2 separate regions of the Homo sapiens genome follow, and region 2 is linked to region 1. Evidence: read pairs that join two places in POLR2A ChIA-PET (ENCODE). Cell type or tissue: MCF 10A. All regions are shown on one strand.

Region 1 (4,000 bases):
GCTAATGAGTAGGATGCTATCCGAATCATTTCATTTTAATAAAGTTAATTTAATCTTTCATTTTATTTTGAATGAATGTCTTATGCAAAATACTCAGTCCTATCTTCATGAAGAGGCTACTAATTGGAAGACGCTACAACATTTGAAGTTACAGTAAATAAAGTAAAACAAGACGAAATCAGTCACAGACTGCTACAAAAGAGCCCAAATGTTGTGACAATATCAATTATATGTGCAGCAGAAAATCTGGATATTCAAAGGTTGAGGGTTTCCAAGTGAGAAGGGTCCCTTTATCAGTTCCTGCTCCTTTCTCTTCCTGAGTGTAAGAAGAATAGGGGGAAGTAGAAGTTTCAGGACAGGGCTCTTTAATAAGAATTAGAGGAGGCCGGGCGCAGTGGCTGACACCTGTAATCCCAGCACTTTGGGAGGCCGAGGCAGGTGGATCACCTGAGGTCAGGTGTTCGAGACCAGCCTGACCAGCATGGTGAAACCCCGTCTCTACTACAAATACAAAATTAGCCGGGTGTGGTGGCACATGCCTGTAATCTCAGCTACTCGGGTAGCTGAGGCAGGAGAATTGCTTGAACCCAGGAGGTGGAAGTTGCGGTGAGCCGAGATCATGCCATTGCACTCCAGCCTGGGCAACAAAAGCGAAATTCCATCTCAAAACAAAACAAAACAAACAAACAAAAAAACCTCAATTAGAGGATGTTTAAACTAGTATCAAATTCAGCAAGATTTCCCTCCCTCTACCTCTCTTTTATGGATAGGAAATCAGAAGTAATTTTAGCTTTAGATATACAAGGCTTTTGACAATAGAAGCGTATCTAAATTTTTATCTTTTATTTATCTAATGTAAACCTAGACATAAAAATCAAGATTTGAATGTAGAATTTATACTGGAGCAAGGTGAGTTCAAGTCCAATTTTAATAATATAACATTTAAATGATTTTTTTGAAAATACATATAATCGTGGTTATATTAAAAAAAAAGTTGAAGTTAGAATGAAAATGCTGGGACTGGATCCTGGCATTTCAATTTGCTGCTTCCTTAAGACACTTGATTTAGCTAAATCTCTGTTTCCTCATTCCTAAAATAAAAGTAATAAGATCTATTCTACCTCAGTAAATGAGTCTGTGAAAACTATACTACATAATAGAATTGAAGAGCTTAATAAACTAAACATCTAAATGATTACAGACTGATATTATAAGTACAATAATAAATATATTTCATGATATATGATCCAAAGAAGCACAATCAAACCAAACAAAAAAATTTTCATTTTATGAAATTTGAGCTCTATCATAGTCCAATTTCTTTATTCTTATACTCAATACTATTATAATACTATATTTTCTGTTGGTATCTGTGGAAGCTAAAGCAATTCCATCTTGGGTACTAATCCACCATGTTGACTTCTAGTTAACTCCAGTTCTAGAAAGGCCTCTAAGATCTCCAGTTTATCTTTTGTTTCTTGAGTAAGAGCATGTACTTACCAAAAATTACCGCATTATTTCAAAACAGCTTTGACCATAAATCCTGCCCTTAGGCATATTCACAGAGCACCTTTGCCTTTCCCTGCAATTGTCCTACACATTCTTTCCCTATGGTATATAAGCCCTGGGTCCAAGGGGTAAGGTCACTGAGCTGTGCCAGCATGTCTCATTGCTGGAGGCACAGGCATGGCTTCTGTTCAAATTTCCTATAAAATGTTTCTTTCTGAGAACAATATGTTCACCTCTTCCTTAAGCCTCTTGGCTTCCTCTGACTTTGAAGATATACTTGCATGGATTTGCCCCCTGCAGAAGAGTATTAACATTTTTTTTTCAAATTAAAATAATGATTTTCTTATTTTTAATCATCCAAATAATTAATTTTCAATTTCCATCATTTAATTCTACAATTCTAGAAAAATTTTAGGTAGAATAAAAACATTTCTCCTTACCAAAAATATGCAGTATATAATTAAGGATTTTTCTTCATGGAGAATTCCATAAATTAAGCTTGATTTTTGTTATTTTCATATTGCTAGTTTCCTTTTTCTAAGATGAAATTGGAAAGTTTTCAGTTTAACTAATTGCCATTTATATGTCTTCTTGGTTATTACATTTGAACAGCTTTCTTCATATATTCTTTCTTCATAAATGTGTTCATAAATTGATATTAATAAAGAGTAATGTTGATGTTTGGCATACATTTTCATTTTATCCTAATAAATTGTTAACATAATTATGATATGAAACAAGCTGTAATTTCTCTACTAAAAATAAGTTAATAAACATAAAAATTATTCTAAATCAATTTCAGAAACTTTCTTCTCAAATGCAAAGTTTAACCTATATGTACACAAATAAGCACAAACACACACACAGACACACACTCACACATACACCTGACCACAGATTTATTGGAGAGTTTATTTCTTTTTATACGCAAATTTCACTATACATTTAATTGAATAGGACTTACTCTCTCTGAAACACCAAAGAAACTCACAGGAAAAAGAGCCCCTCAAGGTAGTAAAAAACATTTTCATTTAAATTAAGCAACCATTTTATCCATAGAAAACATTAGACAATATTCTTTCCCCTGTCTTTCACAGTATGGAGCCAAGAAGACTTTTGTACATTTTGTTGCAATGTGTCTCTAAGTCACTGAACTCTGAAAACTTAAAATTATTACCTTGGAAAGTTGAGTTAAAAAAAATTCTAATATTTGCCGGTTTCGAAAGTGGAGTGTAAGTCATTAAGTTTCTAAATTATTGGCTTCCTATACCCTCTTCCCTGCTCCTTGACTCATGAGTGTCAGTACTCTGCCCTGATGTCATAGCCAAAGAGAACCCTGAATGTACAGCTGGCATAAATACCAGGACATGGTTTTTAAACTTCTGGTAACTAACTTAAAACAAATTGTAATCAATTAACTCAACTGTATTTAATAGAATAATAATTGCATCATGTTAGGGACCTTCTAGGTTAAGTTATAATTTTCATATGCAAAACAAACCAAAACAAAATAAAAAATCTGAGGCCTAAAGATTTACTTAACCTTTTAACTTGTTACATTAACAGAAAAAAAAAGAATCAGAGAATCCCAGTGGCTAAATGACCATTGAAGTTATTTAGTTCTTTTAAAAAAAAAAAGTAAATAAAACATAGTTAACAATTATAAAACAAAAAAATAAAAAAGCAAAACAAGTTAGTGACCAAGTCAGAATGTTAAACCAGGCATCGCAACTCCAGGAGAGAAGACTTTTTGTTTCTATCTATCTGTATATTTCTATCTACCAACATTCTGTTTACCTAATACATGTTTTAAAAAATGAAAAAGGGAGAGAAATGGGGTGTAGGGGGAGAGAAGGAGAAAATACATATCCATCCATCTTAATGAAAAAAATGTTTAGAAGAATTTTTTATTTAGCACTTTTGAATAGTACAATAAAACACCAGATAAGAAAGGGATCATTATGTGCTGATGTTATCACAAGTTATTCATATGATTTTATATTGTTTCCTGTCACTAAAGTTATAAACACAATATATAAGCACAATTACACACACACACCTTTGCCATATACATTTCAGCAACCTAATTTTAAACTGTAAAATCTAGTAAAGATTATTTTCCCCTGCCCCTTGGTAGTGCTATTTTTTTCTTTTATCACATGTAATGCATACAACAATTTCCAAGCATTGAACAACTTCATATTTCTCTACTATGAAAGATGAACTATAATTTAATAATTGAATGCCATCTGTTAATGCTTTTTAAAATAATTCCTGTTGTTCACTATGTATTTCTTTTTTATTTAAAATAAACTAAAATAAATATATATCTGAAACATATATCTCACCTATTCACATTATAATGTTTAATTCTTTTCAATAGGAGTGATCAATGTGATACACTTGAGAACAAATTTTGGAAACACTTCCAAAGTATTCATTTATTCACTACGTTCTTATGAAACACCTAAATACTGTAAGCCAAGCCCTG
Region 2 (4,000 bases), 91 kb before region 1:
CTCAAGTGAAAGGAAGCGTCCCACCTCTCTCACTTTAAATCAAAATTTAGAAAATATTAGGCTTGATGAGGAACACAGGTTGAAAGCAAAGATAAGCTGAAAGCTAGGCCTCTTGCATCGAGGAGTTGAGCAAGTTGTAAATGTAAAAGAAAAGTTCATGAAAGAAATTAAATGTACTATTATAGTGAACACACGGATGGTGAGAAAACAAAGAAGTCTTTTTTGCTGATATGGAGAAAGTTTCAGTGGTCTGAATAGATCAAACCAGCCACTATCTTTCTTTAAGCCAAAGCAAAATCTAAGGAAAGGCCCTAAGTCTTTTCAATTCTCTGAAGTCTGAGAGAGGTCAGAAAGCTTCAGATGAAAAAATAGAAGCCAGCAGAGGTTTGTTCATGAGGCTTAAGGAGAAAAGTCTTCTCCATAATGTAAAAGTACAAGAGGAAGCAGCAAGTGCTGATGTAGAAGCTACAACAAGTTATTCAGAAGATCTAGCTGAAAGCATTGACAAAGGGGGCTGCCCTAAACAACAGATTTTTATTTTTTAATTTACTTTAAGTTCTGGGATATATGTGTAGAAGGTGCTGTTTTGTTACATAGGTATACATGTGCCATGGTGGTTTGTGGCACCCATCAACCTGTCATCTAGGCTTTAACCCCCATGTACATTTGTTCTAATGCTCTCCCTCCTCTTGTCCCCTATGCCTGACAGGGCCCGGTGTGTGATGTTCCCCTCCCTTGTCCATGTGTTCTCATTTAAACAACATATTTTTAGTGAAGATAAAGCAGCCTTATATTGGAAGAAGATGCCCCCTGGGACTTTCATAGCTAGAGAGGACAAAACAAGGCCTAGCTTTAAAGCTTCAAAGGACAGACTGACTCTCTTGTTAGGGGCTAATGCAGCTGCTGACTTTAAGTTGAAGCCAATGCTCATTTACTTTTCCAAAAATCCTAGAGCTCTTAAGAATTCTGTTAAATCTATCCTCCCTGTGTCCTATTAATGGAACAACAAAGCTTGGATGACAGCACATCTGTTTACAGCATGGTTTCCTGAATATTTTAAGGCCACTGCTGCGAACTGGTGCTCAGAAAACAATATTACTTTGAAATTATGACTGCTTATTGACAATGCACCTGGTTACCCAAGAGCTCTGATCGAGATTCACAAGGAAATTAATATTGATTTTATGCCTGTGAACACAACATCCATTCTGCAGCCTATGGGTCAAAGAGTAGTTTCAACTCTCAAGTCATATTATCTAAGAAATGCATGTTGTAAGGCTACAGCTGTCATAGATAGCAATTTTTCCAATGGGTCTGGGTAAAGTAAATTGAAAATATTCTGGAAAGGATTCACCAATCTAGATGAAATTTAGAACATTTGTGATTCATGGGAGGTGATCAACATAATCAACATGAGCAGAAGTCTGAAAGAATTTAATGCCAACTTTCATGAATGACCGTGAGGAGTTCAATACTTCAGTGGAAGAAGTAACTGCAGTTGTGGTAAAAATAACAAGAGAAATAGTATTAGAAGTAGAGCCTGAAGATGTGACCAAATTGCTACAATCTGACAATAAAATGAGAATGAAAATAATGAGGAGTTGCTTCTTATGGAGGAACAAAGACAGTGGTTTCTTGAGATGGAATCTCCTTTTGAAGATGCTATGGACCTTGTTGAAATGACAACAAAGGATTTCGAATATTACATAAACCTAGTTGATATATCAGCAGCAGGGATAAGAGGATTTACTCCAATTTTGAAAGAAGTTCTACCATGGGTAAAATTCTATTAAACAGCATGGCATGCTATAGAGAAATCTTTTGTGAAACAAAGAGGCAATTGATAAGGCAAACTGCATTGTTGTTTTACTTTAAGAAATTGCCTCAGTTAGCAACCACCACCCTAATCAGGCACCAACCATCAATACCCAGGCAAGACTCTCCACCAGCAAAAGGATTATGACACGCTGAAGGCCCAGAAGATTGTTAGCATTTTTAGAAATGAAGTATTTTAAATTAAGGTATTCATGTTGTTTTTTTAGACATAGTGCTATTGCATACTTAAGAGACTATAGCACAGTGGAAACATAACTTTGATATGTACTGGGAAACAAAAAAATGTGTGGCTTGCTTTATTGCAGTATTCACTTTGTGGCTGTGATCTGGAACTGAACCTTCAATGTCTCTAAGGCAAGATACGCCTGTAAGGAGAATTGCAACTTACTGGACCAGAAACCTCTGTGGGAACTATTGCTGGGCTATAGGAAAACCTGAACTGTATTTGATGACTTGCTGGAGACTCAGTGTGGAAAATTCTGAGAGTCAAAAACTCTAGGGGGATCTAGTCATAGGCGGGTGCCCATACTTATGTGAGTTTTGCCTTGAGGAACTAGATTCCCACAGTGAATATTAGAGGAAAAAAAAATCCCTTCATGCTTCCAGCAGGGGAAGGGAGAAAGTAACCATTTTGAAATACACTATTCTTTTCTTCTTCACAATGTCTGTCCCTGGGGAAACTGTTTAACTTGAACCTAACCTACTGGGGGTTAATTCGAGTCTACATGACCTGGGAAAGGGAAATGCCCAACTCCAGCAGGCTCTAGCCTTCCAACTGGGAGAAGGAAAATACTCAACGTCAGCCCATTCTAGCTATCCTATTAAAGGTAAAAGAGGGTGGGAGGGGGAACAGAGAAGCACTTGTGAAGGTTGCAGTCCAGAGGCACAGGCTCACTAAAAGACCGAGTCTCAATCATAGGACCAGACCTATGATTAAGGACCACACCTTACCACCACATTACTAAAGGTCTATTTACAACAGTTCTACTTACCCACTACATCATGTTCAGATATATATTAAAAAAACAAGGCATACTAAAAAAAGAAACACACACACACAGTTTGAAGAGACACAGTAAGTGTCAGAACCATACTCAGATAAGGCAGGGATGTTAGAATTATCAGACTGGGAATTTTTAAAGCTACAGTTTATATGCTAAGAACTTTAATGTATAAAGGAGACAGCATGTAAGAACAGATGGGCAATGTAGGCAGAGAGACGGAAATTCTCAGACAGAAACAAAAAGAAATTCTAGAGCTCAAAAACACTGTAAAAGTAATAAAGAATGCCTTTCTTGGGCATATTAGTAGATCGGTCATGGTTGAGAGAAGACTACCTGAGCTTAAGGATATTTCAATTGTTATTGCCAAAAAAGAAAAATAAAAAAAGATTAAAAAAACCATCAACAACACAGAATATCCAAGAATTGTGAGAAAACTGCAAATAGTGTAACATATATGTAATGAGACTATCAGAAGAAGAATTAAAAAAAAAGAGAAGAAATATTTGAATCACCCACGACCAAGAATTTCTTCAAGTTATGTCTGACACCAAACCAAAGATTCAGGAACCTCAGAGAACAGCAAGCAAGATAAATGCTAAGAAAACCTACACCTAGACAAATCATATTTAAATTGAAGAAAATCAAAATAAAGAAACAAAAATCCTGAGAGAAACTAGAGAGAAAGAAAAAAAGCACTCACTAAGATAAAATTATATCTGACTTATCAGAAACTATGAAAGCAAGAAAAGAATTAAATGAAATATTTAATATTAAGAGGAAAATATCATCAACCTAAAATTCTGTAACCTGTGAAATTATCCTTAAAATGTGAAAGAGAAATAAGAATTTTCTTAGACCAAAAAAAAAAAAAAATTTGAGGGGATGTGTTGTCAGCAGACCCTCCCTGCAAGAAACCCCAAAAGAAGAACTTCAGAGAAAAGAAAACTGAAATAGATCAGAAACTTGTATCAACATAAAGAAAGAGCATCAGAAAATGAGTAAGTGAAAGTAAAATAAATACCTTTTTCTTAATTTATCAAATGGACAATAATTTGTTCAAATTAATAACAGAAACAATGTTTTTATTAAAAATGCATATATATGTGTATGCTTACGTATATGTGAAATGAATAACAGCAATGATACAAAGAATGGAGGGG

Evidence for each region. Peaks named below come from ENCODE experiments on the same cell type or tissue, not always from the same donor. Only the 100,000 strongest peaks of a DNase experiment are listed, where the experiment ranks them.
Region 2: POLR2A ChIA-PET joins it to region 1 with 5 read pairs; 2 of 35 experiments call an interaction of 5 or more read pairs at or near these places.

The regions. Positions count from the first base shown.
Region 1 is chr4:92,870,397-92,874,396 of GRCh38, reverse strand. The region is part of intron 2 of GRID2 (glutamate ionotropic receptor delta type subunit 2); the gene reads right to left. Among named protein-coding and RNA genes, the nearest start is that of GRID2, 570 kb to the right of the region's middle. In MCF 10A, no CTCF peak of the experiment used is centred here; a DNase peak (open chromatin) is centred at 1,606.
Region 2 is chr4:92,961,093-92,965,092 of GRCh38, reverse strand. The region is part of intron 2 of GRID2 (glutamate ionotropic receptor delta type subunit 2); the gene reads right to left. Among named protein-coding and RNA genes, the nearest start is that of GRID2, 660 kb to the right of the region's middle. In MCF 10A, no CTCF peak of the experiment used is centred here; no DNase peak of the experiment used is centred here.